2 separate regions of the Homo sapiens genome follow, and region 1 is linked to region 2. Evidence: read pairs that join two places in POLR2A ChIA-PET (ENCODE). Cell type or tissue: Panc1. All regions are shown on one strand. Each heading gives the region's core, and the rest is flanking DNA. Links, peaks and the distances in the headings are about the cores only. Region 1 has its middle 83 kb from the start of TPM1. Region 2 has its middle 12 kb from the start of TPM1.

Region 1 (8,554 bases), core at 298-8,297, 71 kb after region 2:
AGGTCAAAACTATTTTCATAACAATACCGTGCTGCATGGACACTTGCACTCCAATGGTGCAAAAGCAAAAAAGGGGAGTATAAAACGGCTGGTGCCTTAGCATGAATCAAAGACAGCCCTCAAAGGTACTAGCGGTCTTGTTCTTCTCCGCTGCTATGCACTCACAAGATAAAAAAAAAAAAAAAAGGCAATGGGTTAAGAATGTCTTTGATGAAATGCTAAAATAATTGTGTGGAATCTCAGTCCTGGAGCAGGAGTCTTGCTACCACCATGTGACGGAAGGGACCAATGCAGAAAGCATCGTGGCGAGCTGCAGTGGTGCTCTGGAGCAAAAGCACGTGTGTGATTGTTCAAGGTGTGAAAACTGAACTAGCCGCTTCTCTTTGAAACACCACTTTTAATCAAAAGAATGACTGACATTCAAACTCTGTTCTCTAGACCTGTATTTGGCAGACAATTTCCTGAATATGGGTGAACTAGATGTCTACTATCGGCCAAAATGGAACAACAGTAACCGAATTACCCTCTCCCACCTTAAAGAACTAAGAAAAAAAAAACAGGTAAAATATTAAAAATAACAGGCTCAGGACAGCGAACCATGAGAAGGGACACAAACGAGGCATCCCAGCTTGCTGTCTGGAGGGAGTGTGCAGGCCACAGTGCAGTGGGGGAATCCAAACAGAGCTGGGGGCTCCCTGAATTGAGAAAATGGCATTGAGAATTCAGGGAGGTCAAGGTGGCTAGAATTCACAGGGCAGAGCACTAGAGGGGAAAGAGCTGCCCAGAGAAAGAGAAAGATTGCTCCAGAGATCTGCAGAGGAGAGCTCTAAGCACTGAGCTGAGCCCTGAGCTAGGCCTAAGGCCTGTGCAGAAATCACTGTTCCTCATAATGGATGTCAGGCAGCAGTGACCATAGGTAGATGAGGTTTGGCGGGACTCTTAGGGCCCCATGACTCCATGGGTTTTTGTCTTTTATCCCCAAACCTGTCACCCTTCAGAGCCCAGATTAACTGACTGGGCCGTGGCTCAGGAAAGGGAAGGTAGAGGGGAGAGAGCTTGTGGGTTAGGAGTTCTCTTTGCTGGTGCCTTTCGCTCTAAAGCAGTGCCATTGGCAGAAGCGTCCTGAGAGTCATGCTGGGCTGCCCTCACCTGGAGCCTGAGGATGGAGTAATGACACATACACTGTACAGTGTCTTACTTTAAGTCCTGGAAGTGGCCTAGATACGTCCTTCGATGTCATGGGTTTTTGTAAAATTTATGGTATAATTATTATTTTTTAAAGTTTTTTCTTCAAAGGGGCCCCCAAATTAATCAGGTTCGGGGTTCACGAAAATTGGATCCTCCTCTGGTAAGGAGGTTTCCCACACCTAGATTCCTGGTGTTATACAAGAAGCCCCACTAAAAAACCAGCCGTTTTTCCTTCCTTCATTCATCCATGTAACACAGGTGCTCCGAGGGCTCACCACGTGCCGGCCCCGGCCAGCTCTGGAACACTGGGGTGAACACCACACGACAGCTGCAGCCCCTGCCTTTGTGCTCTTCAGTCTGATGGGGACCAAGGGAGGGGAGGAGTCACCCGAAGCAATTTAACTGAAAGGGGGGTAGGTGCGTTGAGGGAGGGGATGGGTGCTGTAAGCAAGGACAAGTCGGGGCCCCAACTCCTGGAGAAGGGGCATTGAGTGCAACTGTGAACAGGAGCAGGGGCTGGCCAGGCAGAGGGCAGAGGGCGGCTGCCAGGAGGGCTGACTTCCAGGCAGAAGGGGAAGGCAGCTGTGTGCAGGGCTGGGACTCAACTGCCGTGGCACGGTTTCAGCCCAAATCATAGGCTCTTTTTATGATTCTTTGTAATTCTGCTCACATCAAAGTCAAAATTGCCTGCATCTGGACAGCCACTCTCTCCAGGCCAATTACAGACACCGTTTCTGGAGTGTCTCCTGGTAGCTCACCACTTCCTCCCTGCAACACCAGTCCTGTGGGCTCGGCCAGAGCTAGTCCTGGTAGGAAAGCCAGAGCAGTGAGGGACCGGGGTGTGGGGTGAAGGATGGACAGCTACAGAGGTCACCGGCAGGACCACACCCCCAAAAGGGCATCAGGAATCTGACCTTGCCAGGGAATGTTGGCGCCCAGAGTAAATTGCTCCTTAGCCTCTGCTAAGATGTCTGATAGGTGTGAGTGTACTCCCCACACCAGGTCAGAACTGACAGCAAAGCCATTTTCTAGGAGGAGGCAGCTGCCCACAAAACCTCCAGCAGCTTCCAGGGCCTGAAATGCCCACTGTGAGAGTTACCCCTTAAACAGACATGCCCTGTGCTGTTCAGTTAGGCTAAAGCATGGCTCTCTGGGGTCAGTGGATGGAAGGATGGAGGTGGGAGGAGGTGGTGAGATCCTGGACTTAGTGAACACCTGCCCGTCTTGTGCCAGGCATCGTGCCACTGGGCGTTTGCAGGTACATCATCAATTCAATCCTCCCGTGCGCCTTGGCGGTAGATAATCTTGTCTCAGATAAATCGAGGCCTCTGGGTTTGCACTGTAGCTTTCATTCACAAGGTGTTGCATTCAGAAGTAACAGCAGAGCTACATCCAAACATAATTGAAAAGCAATTTGAATAGTTTGTTGTCTTTTGAAAAACATCTAAGGGGATTATATATATCCATCAAGCATAGCAAAATGTTTAGAATTCTGTGCCACCATGTAGCTGCTCCCACTCCCCAACATCCGAGTAGGGCAGCTGCTCCAAGATCTGCCATTGCCCCCTCTCAAAATCCCCCCACACTCTCTGGGAACGTCTCTCCCTTCTCCCCTTTCCCTTTGTGGATAGCTCTTTGCTCTTTCCAGTGGCGATCTAGCTGGCCTTCCCCGTTCTGCTCAATCCTGCAAGCACAGTCCCCAACCTAGGAGGGCCCAGAACTTCTTGCCAGAGGTCTCTGACCCCAGAGCTACGTGTTTGTTTTGTGAAGCCTTTGACGTCTGTGGGGAGGGAAGAGGAGGAGAAGGCCAGTGTCTTGTAAAACCGGAGGCATCACGAGGCTGGCCCGTCCAGCACCCGCTGGGCTCTGGCCCTTGTGCCCACTTCAGACCTGCAGGCTGAGCAGCTGAGGGAAGGGAAGGGAAGGGAGAGAACCCTCCACCTGGGGAGGGGAGGCCCCAAGCCAAAGGGGTAGCCTTCCAGGTGTGCATCAAGGTGTGCAGACCGGCTGCAGTCTGCAGGAGACAAATGTCCCCACCTCTGTGAGGCTCTACTGAGAGACTCAAGGGCATCAGCCAAGATAAAAAACGACTCCTTGGGCAGAAAATTCAAGCCATTGATTCTTTCTCCACTGGGAATGAGAAGAAACAACCACGACCTTCCGTAGCCTACAGACAGCAGGAGAGAGGCAGCTGCCATTTGGTGTGGACTGTCTTCCTTCCTTCTGCCCTTGTCCTGTTTCCCCTCCCTCTTCCCCTCCCTCTTCCCCTCAATCTGAGAAACCCCTTGGTATCAGTGGCTCTGGTTCCATTCTTCCCTCCTTCCGTTCTTTCTTTCCTTCCACTTTCTTTTTTTTTTTTTTTTGAGACAGAGTCTTGCTCTGTTGTCCAGGCTGGAGTGCAGTGGCATGATCTTGGCTCACTGCAAACTCCATCTCCCAGGTTCAAGCAATTCTCTGCCTCAGCCTCCCGAGTAGCTGGGGTTACAGGTATGCACCACGATGCCTGGCTAATTTTTTGTATTTTTAGTAGAAACAGGGTTTCTCCATGTTGGCCAGGCTGGTCTCAAACTCCTGACTTCAGGTGATCCTCCCACCTCGGCCTCCCAAGGTGCTGGGATTACAGGCATGAGCCACGACGCCTGGCCCCTTCCTTCCACTTTCTTTCACTCTTATCACCAAAAGGACTGGGCTTTAAAAAAACTCCTCAATCTCATTGTCAGTGTCCGCACATAAGACTCACCTGGGGAACTTTTATAAAAAGGATCTCCCCTCTTTCCAGACCAATTAAATCAGAAACTCTGGGTAGGGCTGGGGCATCAGCATTTTTAAAAAAGCTCCCTCCAGGAGATTCTAAGAGGAAACCAAGATTGAGAACCCAGAGACCCAGGGACTGTTGGAACTGGAAGGCACCTTAGGGCTCGCCAGGAGCCCAGGAGCCCAGGCCTACCAAGCTGGGACTATGCCCGTGCACTGGGTTTGGTGCCTGGCTCAGCAATGGAGGCCTCTGTGGCCTGAGCAGGAGCTGTAGGGCCTCTGAAGGTCAATCTAATGTGGCAGCTTTACCTCCCCCATCCCCCTCTCCCCACAGTATCCCATCTCTTCCTGAAGGCCTGAGGCACCCTCTGAGAAGTGAGCAGAGAGGCCGGAGGGTCTGGGCTCTGCTTGGCCACCACATCTCCAGCTTTTACAACGAGCAGTACTACTGCTGTAAGTTCCCAAACCTGGGGCATTTTTGGCAAGTTATTAATCCCTATTAAGCAAGCCATTAATCTCAATTAACTTGATTGCTTAATTAGGCAGGGCAAACAAAGAAGGAAGTCCATAGAAATTGCTCATGGGGCACCAACAGGCTGTGTGGTCTTTGAGAACCAACAGGAGTCAGGGGCCTGAGTTCTGTTAGCCCTTTTGCCAAGACCTGTGTCTTGGCATTTCACATCACTAAACCAGGGGTTGATGAATGGGCTGTTCCAGTTAAAGGGCTATGTAGATAAGCAATTTTCAAAGACTTGGAAAAAAAATAGATTCAAACTTAAAACCATACTAAACAGTCTATAATTTCTCTTTGCTACCAATTGCATTTCAGATGTGTGCCCTGTCATTAGTATTGCACTGTGAAGGTTGATTGGAATCACATAGGACTGTAAATGGTAATAACAGGCATTCAATAAAAAGTTACTAAATAAAATAAAAATATTTCTAAGATTCTGAGCTGGGCTATCAGTGAATTTACTTTGATTGGTTTATATTAATACATGTTGGCCAGGCACGGTGGCTCATGCCTGTAATCCTAGCACTTTGGGAGTCCAAGGTAGGTGGATCACTTGAGCCCAGGAGTTCAAGACCAGCCTGGGCAGCATGGGAAAACCCTGTCTCTACAAAAAAATGCAAAAATTAGCCAGGCATGGTAGCACACGCCTACTCAGGAGGCTGAGGTGGGAGGATCACTTGAGCCAGGAAGGTCAAGGCTGCAGTGAGCTGCGATTGCGCTGCTGCACTCAGCCTGGGCCACAGACTGAGACCCCATCTCAACAACAACAAAAAGAATGTATGTTAATTGTAGCAAATTTGAAAGTTGTGGAAAAAGACAAGAAAGTCAAGCTGAGATCACCGTTGTAAAGTTTTGTGTTGGTGTTTCTAATTCTGTTTTTTCATGTACATATGCATAGCTTTCAAAGTTAAAATCTCTGCTATGCAAAAGTGGGGCTGGGCAGATGGCCTGCAAGAGTTTTAGGCCCTCATGCTAGATTCTGCTGGGGGCCTGCTTGGATCCTCTTTACCGCGGGGGCACCTGCCCCCAGCTGCTGTGAGTGTTGCATACTGTTGGCTCATGCTTGTTTACTTCTCTGGAGGCTTGCCCTTTACCAAGTGGGAGCTGCCAACCCTGAAAATGCCTGGAGGTTATCCAGGGATGGCAATGTCCTTCTCCCAGGGGCAGCTCACAGCTAATGACTGCCTGATGCTGGAAGCAAAAACCTAGCTCCTTTGCCTCAGCTGACACTGGAACAGCTTTGTGGTGTCACTTATGTCCCAGAGCAACCTGTGGATCAGGCTGAGGTTAGATTTTAGCTGAAGCCAGCTCTTTGCTTAGCTTCCTTTCTACCTCATTCTACTTCCTCGACTATCTTACTGGTTTCTCTGGGGCCCCGTCTATAGGAATCGCCGGCTTAGCTCTACTTCTGGAGCACCTGACCTCTGGCAGCTCCTTTCAGCTCTAGCCCTTAGGACCAAAGCGTGAGACTTGCTCCTCAAAGCAGCCTCAGCATCACCTGGGGTCTTGTTAGAAGTGCAGAATGTCAGGCCTCAAGCCAGACCTACTGTCTGCGTCTGCATTTTAACAAGATCCCAGGGAGATTCTTATGCACATTAAAGATTGAGAGGACTATCCTAGATATCAGTGTTGTAGGAGAGAGTGAGGTAGGGCAGGAGTGGAAGGTGGTTCTTCTTTGGCCTAATTTCCACTGGAGCCCAGGGGGGTGAATGAAGAGGGAAGACAATGTGAGGAAATCTAAGGATTTATGCTGCGTCCCTGAAGGCAGGGTGAAGAACACCTTTGCAGTGGAAACACGTGAGGGGCTGACAAAAATGGAGGATTCATTCTAGGCAAGAAGGGGTGGTTCCTGGATAGGGAGGGTTGGGTGTGTCATCTGCAGGTTCTAATTCCTTACCTTCCACTAATTCAGGGGCAGGTGAGCTGCGGTGAGCTTCTTAGTTCTCTGGGTTTTCTGTCCTTCCGTATGTAACATATAGGATTTGGACAAGTTGATTTCAATGATGCCCTACAGATTACACCCTGTATAGGTCTAAGAAGAAAACAACAACAACAAAAACGGCTCCTATAGCTACAGTCACAAATCTTAGGCAAAGATGACAGACACATCAATTGACAGAGGCAGTTGCTGGGATGTAGAACCCACAGCCCAAACTTAGGACCTGTGCATCAATTCTATTTCATTGCATCAAAACTTTTTTTAAAAAAAAGAAAGAAAAAAAGGAAGGAAGGAAGGAAGGAGGGAGGGAGGGAGGAAGGGGTTGAAATCACAGAGTGGGTGCTCTCTGAGAGGTACATGCAGGGACCAAGGGAAACAACGGAGTGAGCAGCAATTCTCCCAGCTTGTGGGACCGCATGATATAGACAGAATGGGCCTGACATTGAAGAGTGCTCACTGTCACGTCGCATTGCTTCCTGCACAGCAATGTGCCTCCCAGAGCTTGCACAGAGTTTGGAGGTCAGTTTCATACCCTGGAACTACATCTGCCTGGTCAAATTCCAGATGCTAAATGAAGAGGGTTGTTTCTGGACAAACTTGGGCTGGCAAGGCTGTCACGCTTCTTAGTCACCTTCCTTCCTTTGGAATTTCCCCTCCTGGCCTCAGATGCCCAGAGCTGCTTAGAAAACCCTCACGGTGGTGCCTGATCAAGGCTGACCCCCTATAGACAGTGGCTTATGTTCCAGAACTTTCCCAACCTTTTTCCTTCCATCAAACTCTTAGGTCAGTTTCCTCTCCTGTGCCATCTAATCCAGGAGCCAGTAGTTATATGTGGCTGTTTACGTTTTAAATGTCAGTTAATTAAAATTAGGCAAAAATTCAGTTTCCCAGTCACACAAGCCACATTTCAAGGCTCAATAGCTGTATGTGGTAGTGGCCACCGTATTGGACCATATAAAGAACAGTTCCATCATCACAGAGAGTTCTATTGGACCACGCTCATCTATATCACTCCTGTGCCTTATTCACCTGGCAGTACATCTGGCCAGTATATGGCATGCAGGAGGGGGAATATTCAGAATGCCTCCATGTTCTGCCTGCATGTGTCCACTCCTCTGGCAAGCCCTCCTTTCACTCTTCCTTCAGATCCTGCCTGCTGTTATCTGAACATTCTGCCTCTGGAGAGCTCCGTGTCCCTCCCCTCCTGGTCTCTAATCACCACAGATAACTGAGCTGTCTACCTTCCATCACTGTGCTGAAATCCCCAATGTGGCCTCAGGCTTGCCGGCAGAGCAGCTTCATGGTCATTGATCATATTAACTAAAATATTAGGTTGGTGCAAAAGCAATTTTTTAAAACATCAAATGGAAGGTGAGGATTTAAAACAATCGGGGGCATGAAGTCCCCCAAACCATCTTCTGCTTGCCCTTCTTACATCCCAAGTATGGCAAGGAGGCCTCACAGTCTTGAAGTTGAGAGCCAGCTAAGTGCATGAGATAAGGTTCCAGTTGACCTGCGTTTTACCCAGCCAATGGCATGCCTCTTTTAGGCCCAGCCTAATTCCCTGGAAGAACAATAGTTGTAATTTTTTTTTTTTTTTTTTTTTTCAGACAGTCTTACTCTGTCGCCCAGGCTGGAGTAGAGTGGCGCCATCTCGGCTCACTGCAACCTATGCCTCCCAGGTTCAAGCAATTCTCCTGCCTCAGCCTCCTGAGTAGCTGGGATTACAGGCACGTGTCACCATGCCCAGCTAATTTTTATATTTTTGGTAGAGATGGGGTTTTGCCATGTTGGCCAGGCTGGTCTCAACTCCTGACCTCAAGTGATACACCCACTTCGGCCTCCCAAAGTGCTGGGATTACAGGCGTGAGCCACCACACCCGGCTAGTTGTCGCTATTGAACATCACATATGGGACAGGTGCACACATCATCTCATTAAAGATAATTGAAATATTTCATTTAGTTGGGTATTGGGATGGTTTCTTTCACAGATAATTCCTGTGGTCTCTATTGGGATTAATTTATTTATTAAGGCAGGGATAGAGGAAGGAAGCAAACACAGCTCAAGGCCTTTGCAGATATTCCCTCATTTAATCCTTTTTGAGTGTAAATCAGGCAGCTTTGCCCACATGAGTGTCCCCATCTCCAGGTTAGCACT
Region 2 (8,554 bases), core at 409-8,408:
TGAAGGTGAGAGACAAAGGCAGGTCAAATGTTTCAGATGAGATGACAGTAAAGGGAAGGCAAACCCCTCTCCTAGCAAATATAACTCATGGAGCCCATTAGTCCATAAAGATGGTACAAGCTGGAAATAGAAATATGTTATCAAGAAGCTTGATACATTTGTGGAGGACAGATGCACCGTGGGTCATGAAGGATAATGAGAATGTCTTAGGATGTCTCTAATCCTGGAGTTTGACATCAGCCCATCCATCCACAGCATTCCTTGGCATCACTGTCAGATGTACAATGCTGGGCTGCTAAATCCTAGGGCTGACCCAGTGTGGAAGTTCTTACGTGCCTCTGCTAATTTCTCTGGCAACTCTAAATTCTCCCAAACACTGTGGAAGGCCTGGTATGAAATCAAGAGTTTATTTTAAAAGGAAGGAAATCAGAACTTATATATTGAAATGGATTTTGTCACCATGATCAGTTTTGCTTTAGTTGGGCAAAAAATATAAGCAGTAAAATCAAACATATGGTAATATAACTTAGTTAAAAATGATATGTATTTTTTAAAATATTTTTTATTTTATTTATTTTTTGAGATGGAGTCTCATTCTATCTCCAGGCTGGAGTGCAGTGGTGCGATCTCAGCTCACTGCAACCTCCGCCTCCTGGGTTCAAGTGATTCTCCTGCCTCAGCCTCCCGAGTAGCTGGGACTACTGGCGTGCACCACCACGCCCAGCTGATTTTTGTATTTTTAGTAGAGATGGGGTTTCACCATGTTGGCCAGGTTGGTCTCGATCTTTTGACCTCATTATCTGCCTGCCTCGGCCTCCCAAAGTGCTGGGATTACAGGTGTGAGCCACTGCGCCCAGCCCGATATGTATTATATATATGCAATATATGTCATATATGCGTATGATTACACACACACACGCACAGACACACACACCCGATGTGGGAAGTTACTGTTAATTTGATAACTGAATTCACTTCCTTTGAAGAGGTAGGAGGGGTGCTAGGATCAGATATGGTCTTCAAAAAGGAGTATAGCTATATCTTTATGGTTTAATTTTTAAAGTAGAATATATTTGTGAATTATATAAAGTATTAATAATCTCCTATTTTCCCTTCGTTGTTATTTAAAAATATATTCTTGAGTGTATTACAGAAAATTTTGGAGGGTTTATAATTGCCTGAGTCTCTTAAAGGAAGAAGAATCCACTTTGGCGTGTACATAAGCCAAAGCCTCACAGCAAGTAAAAACTAATATAAAAATAAAGTAGTCAATTTCCTTTGGGACACCCAGCTGTTTTTCAGTGCCTACTATTTGTCAGGCATAAAACTTGGCACCAGAAATTTAAAAGTGAACAACCTGGAATTCTGGCCCTCTGTGGGATCCTTTATTTCTAGGTTATTGCCTGTGGCAAACCCAAATTTCAAACGACCTACTGGAACTGTTGTTAGTGGTCTTTTACAAGTCACCCAGTAAAATTAGTTTCATTGCTTTACCATCTTGTGTTTGGACCAAAAGCAACATGCCCCCAGCTTGATCTTTTATTAAGTTTGCCACACCTGGTTCCTGACGACTTACGGATGTTTCCAAAACTCCAACGTACCTTCAAAGGATAAAGAAGATTTGCTTCACCAGGCAAAGTCAAAAGAATGTGCTACGGGCTGGGCACAGTGGCTGATGCCTGTAATTCCAGCCCTTTGGGAGGCCGAGGCGGGTGAATCACGAGGTCAGGAGTTCGAGACCAGTCTGGCCAACATGACAAAACCCCATCTCTACTAAAAATATAAAATTAGCCAGGCATGGTGGTGCGTGCCTATAATCCCAGCTACTTGGGACGCTGAGGCAGGAGAATTGCCTGGACCCAGGAGGCGGAGGTTGCACTGAGCCGAGATCGTGCCACTGCACTCTAGTCCAGGCGACGTGAGACTCCATCTCAAAAAAACAAAAACAAAAAACAAAAAAAGAATGTGCTACAGAGTCTAAAGGAATAGCAGCTCCAAATGTGGAGCTAAAAAATGCTTTTGGAAACAAATCCAAATAAAAGAACAGACAGCAAAATGTTGACTGTCATTGTTTTGCATGATAGACTTGTTAGTAATTTCAGAAATTCTTTATTTTCCAATGTTTGAAAAATGAGCATGTTCTACTTTTATAATAATAATAATAATAAGTTAATAAGCTTGCCTAAAAGCTCCTTTAGCCATCCACAACAATGCTTTACATATAAATAAGAGGCCTCCCAAAGAGACAGTTTTGAAAGGAATAGTGCTTGTGACTCTGAATTACCTGTTAGGTTACATGCCAGATTCTACCTGTTCTGTCTTCACCATCACAGGTACTTGCGTACTTGTCCTAAAGCCTCTCCTAGAAGGCATGCTTCTCACCAGCACTCACCTTAGGACTTCCACTGAGTCATAACACAAGTAATCATAGCCGCAGACCCCCAATAGACGAGGCTTGGATGAGGCTAGGACTTAACTCTTCAGACAGGCAGCAGAGTCCACGTTCTTAACCAATAGACTGTGTCTCCCCTCCCGATGACTGATGGGAGTAGGCCCGCCACACATATTTACTGAGTGAACAATTGTTCCTAAGTGCGTTAAAAAAGTACAGTCACGATATCTTGTAGTTGTACATTGTTAACAGCAATAGGAAAGCCAGCAGCCAGGATCTTCTCAGCTTGAGAAGAGAGAAGGCAGGGGTCAGCGCGGCCTTACCTCTGCTCCCTCTCATCAGCCTTGAACTCTGAGTAAGGACGGTGAGCTCATGGCTGGAATGATGTACTTCTCATGTCCTTCTCCCTTCCGAGGTAGCTGGTTTGGCTTGTGACTTCTCGGTCTTCATTCAAATTTCTCCAAGGCACATGTGCTGATGGCTGTTCCCTGGGTTCCTGGGTTCCTCCATGACAGGGAGCCCAGGGTGGGTTTTCTCCTCGGTGTCATCATTTCTGGGCACCTGCTGAGCTGGTCGGCCTGAGCACCCTGGTATTGCCAGAGACAAACAGAAGCCCTGAGAGTGACAGCCCAGTCACTGAGCATGCCTGGCCTGGCACGAGGCCCCATCATACATGAGCCCTCCTGCCCAACCCAGTGACACAGTGGGGCCAGTTCAGAGGTTAACACAAGGATATAGATTGCCTTGTTTGGGAGTGAACATGCGTTCTTGGGCTTTGGAGTCACCCGGGCAAGGGTCTGATGAAGGCCCTTAATTGCATGCAGCCTCAGTTTCTCCTTCCGTAAACTTGAGATAAGAATATGTACCTCATCAAATTGTTAGGAGGGTTAAGTGTGCTAGCAGAACCGCCGTGTCTGCCGCTTCCTCTCCAAAATTCACATAGGCGAAAATGATCGGCAAATTGGCCGTCTCCTATTTACACCTTGAAACAAACAAACTCACTTGTCTTGCTGTTGGATGTGTTAGCCGTAGAAGCCATTGATGAATGAAATGGAACGTATTCTGTGTTATATTTCACACAGAGGCGCTGAGGTACCAATATCTGTGTCTGTATGTTTTTGGGGAGTTGGAAAGTGTTATTTTAAAAGCGTGGGTTTTGCAGTTAGACCAACCTAATTTACCCATTTATTACCAGGGTGACAGCCAAGTCACTACCTCTTTGAACCTTGATTTCTTCATCTGAAAAATGGGGATAATAATAGTACCCATTTCAGCAGGTGATTATCATGATTGAGCTATTTAATGAATGTAAAACACAGTGCCTACCATGTAGAAAAGTTAAATATTCTCTTCATAATGGTTATAAATTTATCAAAAGGTCCAAGGCATGTGTACACATGGACAAATATGTGTGTTTGTTTGTGGGTCTGTGTATAAAACATTAGCCCAAACACATTACTGTTAACGCATCATTTGGGATTGTCTTCTTGGCAACGAGTTCTTTTTCTACCCCCTGAATTCCTCTGAGCACACTGCTGCCCTTCTCTGACTTGGCTTTCTGATTCCTATTTTCTTCCAGGCCACTTTGGTTATTTATTTTAATCAGATATTGCTTGTATGAAAATGCTAGGGAGATGGAACCTTGAATTCCTGCCAGGACTGTATCAGGTGGGCTCTGGGTAAGTCAAGACCTGACTCCCGTTTGTTGTACCATTAAACTTTTTATTGACATATACCATATGTACAGAGATGTGCGTATGTCATACTCATATAGCTCACTGAATTTTCACAAGCCCAGCAGGCCCTTGTAACCAGCACCCAGAACAGGAATCAGAACGTTCCAGAAGCCCCTTGTGCCCCCTTCCACATATTATCCCCCCTACAGCTGACCACCATCCCGGCTAGTTTTTTCCTGCGTTTCAGCTTTATATAAACCTGGCCCCTGATTTTAAGGAGCTCAGAGGCTCTTTGTTTCTCCCTCAAATCTACACTGTGATTAGATCCCCACTTGTTTTTGATTATTAGTGAATGTCAATAAACTTGAATTTAGTAGCACCTATGTGTGCAAGGCACTCTGTTACTTCACTAAAGTGATGAGGCAAGAGAGGTTTGTGTCTTCAGTGAGTGTTTTTTTTTTTTTTTTGCGGTGTTCCTCATGCAGGGCTGCCTGCTTGAGCTGTTTCTCTTGGAATGAGGCATGCGTTTCCCATACTCCTCTCTCTTGTCTGGCTTCCAGTCTGTATTCCATCCATGAAAGTGAGTCTTCCTGGGTAAAGATCCCAATAGAAGCTGACCAGTGTCCAGTTTCCAATTCCAGAATTCCAGGAGAGAGAATTTGACTGGCCCAGCTTGGTCCGCTCTCAGTCACGTCAACTGTGGCTGGAGGGTGTAAGGACACGTGATGCTGAAAGGGTGTGGGACCCAGCCCTGAAAAGAAGAAGAGAAAGCGGGGAAGGGAGGGGCTTGGAAGTTTGCAGCAAAGATGTTGGTCTGAGCTGGTTCCTTCTAACTCTGATAGTTTATCATTTCCTTTTCTTCTCAGATGCAGATCCTTGACCCAATGTCTAACCTGATTTATTATTCACCTTCCCGCATCAACGTTGCAATTCAGTAACGTGGCTCATGGAGCACTAGGGCTGATGCTTCCCAAACTGCCTCTGTGGGGCATTTCTGGCTCCGATGCCGCAGCTGGCCACTCAGGAAGGCAGCTCTTCCATCTGGCTCTGAGGATTAGCTGTGGTTTTATAGACACACATGCTCTGCAGTCTCTACCTCTGAGGGAGGGGCATGTTCCCTCACAGCACAGACTTGGCCCCTAAAAACTGATTTCCTGGATGCAGGGACCACCAACTGTTTATGATGATGATTATTATTACAGAGCATTGGAATTCCTGCCCAGGTTCCAAAAGTCACCCCCATGAAAGAGTGTTTGCAGCAGCATCCTAAATCCTGTACAACATCGTGGTCAGAGTGAAAAATATAATGGGGTGTCTCCAGTCCAAGCTCTGCTATGACATGGACAGGGCCAGAGATGGAGGCGGGGGACTATGCTCACTTTGCCTTACATACACGACCTCATCGAATCCTCACGGCAAATCCAAGCGGGAGACATCACTACACGTGTTTTCATGGACGCGCCAACTGAGGCAGAGAGAGGTTAAGCATAACATGAGTAAAGCCCATTATTGTTTATGAAGTGCTTTCTCTTTGTTGTCTCATTTTATCCTCATGAAACCCCATTTTATAGATGACTTTCTTGTGGCTCAGTTTCCCAATTTTGCATGGGTCATAAGTGCCAGAGGTTGGACAGACTCAGAACTCTGACTCCTATCCCCTAAGACAAATCTGCAAATATGCTTCTGTAATAAGAAGCGGATAGAGATGAACACTTTTAGATGATCCACTTGTAATTTTATGGTGTTTCAGAGAAAGGCAAGCTCATATATGGATGGAGAAAATCAGGAAAGGATTGAAGGAGGAGGTGATATTTAGGCCTAGTTTTTGTAGTCTGAGCAGTAATTGGACAAGCATTACTTGAGAGAAGAGCACTCCAGGAGGAGGAAAGGACACGCTCCCAAGCCTGGGGAGGGGGTATGTTCAGGAAATAGTAGGAAGTCATTTGATCTACTGGGAAGACTGAAGGGCAGAGTGGGGGATGAGGCTGGAAAACCAGAGTGCCTCTCACATGGGCTGTGGCAATTGTCTCCTTGACAGGTTGGGGCAGAAGGGTTGAAGGGTCGACCACCCATGAATGGAGGTCTGTGACCTCAGAAGAATCCCCGGACTGAGTTTCCTCATGGGATTCTTGTTGCTCCCTTGTTGGCTGTTGGATAATTACCCACTGGGTGCCTATGATTAGGGACAGGGCAGAGATAGGGGCTGGAGCACACATTATTTACAAGTGCTAGGGAGATCCAGCAACTTTCTAAAAGAAGGAACAATAAAACTTTTATAGATCATTACAGAGTCAGATGTTCCAATAAGGTAGGGTTGGAGTATGTGTGTGTGTGTGTGTGTGTGTGTGTGTGTGTGTATACATGTGTGTTGTGAAGTTTGCGGGTCACAGAGGGTAGGGAGCAAGACAGCAGGGGGTAACAGCCGGGCATGACCCCCTCTGGCCCCAGGTTAGTTTCCCCCTCCAGAGGCAAGTCTTATGGGAGGATCATATATGCCTCAGTTTCCTCACCTACAAAATGGGAAATTGTAATACCTGTCACCCAGGATTGCTCCGAGAATCCAATGAGATGTGCCAATGTGTCTTGAGGTGTTACTTTCATTGTTATTTTGTACTATTATTAACTTTAGACCTTCCCATGGGTACTTACCTTCCCAACTAGAAAATAAAAGTCTTTAGGAGTAGTGGCCATGTCATCTATTTCTTTTAATCTTTGGTGGTGCCTAACAAGCACACAACAAATTGTTTCAACCATCAAAATAGACAAATTAGTAGTAAGGTACATTTGCCCATGGGATGAGCATGGCCACTGTTTTTGGGAGCCGTATTTTAGTTTCTGAAATGGTAATGAGCCAGATGTCAGATAGCTGAAAGAAACAAGGTGGGTTTCACCCAATCCATCAATACTTGTACAACAACCCTGCGCTGAGCTCTGTGAGGGTGGCAGAACTGGGGGTGGGATGGCTGCCTGAAAGCTTAAGGACCATGGCACCTGTGGAGTTGGCTTCTGTCCGTGGTTGAGCTTGGCATGCTGGTTGTGGACATATTTGTGGAGCAGCCTACCTTTGAATGGACCCCACAGCTTGGACCAGGGACTAACAGTGACCACAGTGGACCACAACTAGAGGTCTTGCCCCCATTTTCTCATGGGTCATAAAAGCCTTGAGGAGAGGGAAAGGAAGCCACAAAAATGGACCAACATGAGACATAACACTGAGCTTAGCTTGTGAGGAATTGAAACCCAGCTGATTTAATTCAGAAGCATTTCCAATAGAGACAATTCTCATAGCTCCAGTGAGGTGCAAAGATTCATGCCAGTTCTGCTCACAATGGTGAACATTATGTAGATAAATTGTTATCGAAAAATTGTCCCAGGACCTGAACACTGGGGTGATGAGGGTGTTCTGAGAGGCCAGAAGCTGACGTGGAAGAGCTCAGGACCAATCTGCATAATTTTTGGGTGATGTATGTCCTTTTTTTTTTTTTTGGAGAATTTACTTTTGGGATGAATGCTTGGAAAATTAGGGTCTTTGATATATTTGAAAAAACTAGGAGATGCTACAAAATCACAGGTAGTCTCTGAAAGTAATAGGATGGAGTTTGGATTTGAACCTGTCATCTCACATTGTGTTATACTTTTGTAGTTAGAAAGTACCTGCTTTTGGAGAAGGCAAAGGTATTTATGGAAAGTGAGGGCCTTATCTTGGTTACTCTGTATTTGATTTCCATCTTATTGTCCCCAGAACTCCTGTGTTGACTAAGTCCTCCTTTTGTCAATAAAGTTTCCTGCCTTGACTCCACATTGGAGTCTCACAGTCTAGTGTCATCACTGTCATTGTTATCACCTGTTTTGGAGATAGTATTTATTATCTCAGAAACCCAGAGACTACAAAAAGGAAAACTGTGAAGGTGTAGTTAAGGAGAGGCTGCTTCTCCTGAGATTTCAATATGAAGGACTGTGTTGCAGCCCCATCATCCCAAATCAAAGTGAATTCCAGACTTTAGAGCTGTACACCTTTAAGGCAAGTTTGTGGGGAGCTCCACAGCTGAGAGGGGTGCCCAGCTAGGAGGGTCCAGGTGCCAGGTGAGGGGGAATCAGTGTTACCTGTGGCAGCAGATGAAGGATGCCTTTCCAGATTGAGGATAGTCTCGTATAACTAAAAACTGGTATTTGTTGCCTGACAATCTTCATTTGGCTGGAAGAACTCCCATAGTACCAATCATAGAGTTGGTGTTCTATAAACACTTACTTGTTGGCTCTTGGATTCATGACTTTAGAACTGAGGAGCACAGCTATGGGGCTTGCAGCTGCAATTCTGCAGATGCTCCTTGAGTCAACCTGGGCCTCTGCAGCCTTGCTGCACCCTCAGCTCCACCTGGGCCTGAGCTCCAGGGATGGGCTTCTGACTTGCTTACCATTTCTACATTGACCTCCTAATCCTCCAATACTGGTCTCCTCTATCTTGTCCCCCACGCCCATCTTGGTC

The links. Peaks named below come from ENCODE experiments on the same cell type or tissue, not always from the same donor. Only the 100,000 strongest peaks of a DNase experiment are listed, where the experiment ranks them.
Region 1: POLR2A ChIA-PET joins it to region 2 with 11 read pairs; 8 of 35 experiments call an interaction of 5 or more read pairs at or near these places.

Annotation. Positions count from the first base shown.
Region 1 is chr15:62,955,739-62,964,292 of GRCh38, reverse strand. No RefSeq gene overlaps it. Among named protein-coding and RNA genes, the nearest start is that of TPM1, 83 kb to the left of the region's middle. RefSeq lists an enhancer at 2,523-3,023. In Panc1, for the core only: no CTCF peak of the experiment used is centred there; no DNase peak of the experiment used is centred there; H3K27ac peaks cover 5,134 bases.
Region 2 is chr15:63,026,452-63,035,005 of GRCh38, reverse strand. No RefSeq gene overlaps it. Among named protein-coding and RNA genes, the nearest start is that of TPM1, 12 kb to the left of the region's middle. In Panc1, for the core only: no CTCF peak of the experiment used is centred there; no DNase peak of the experiment used is centred there.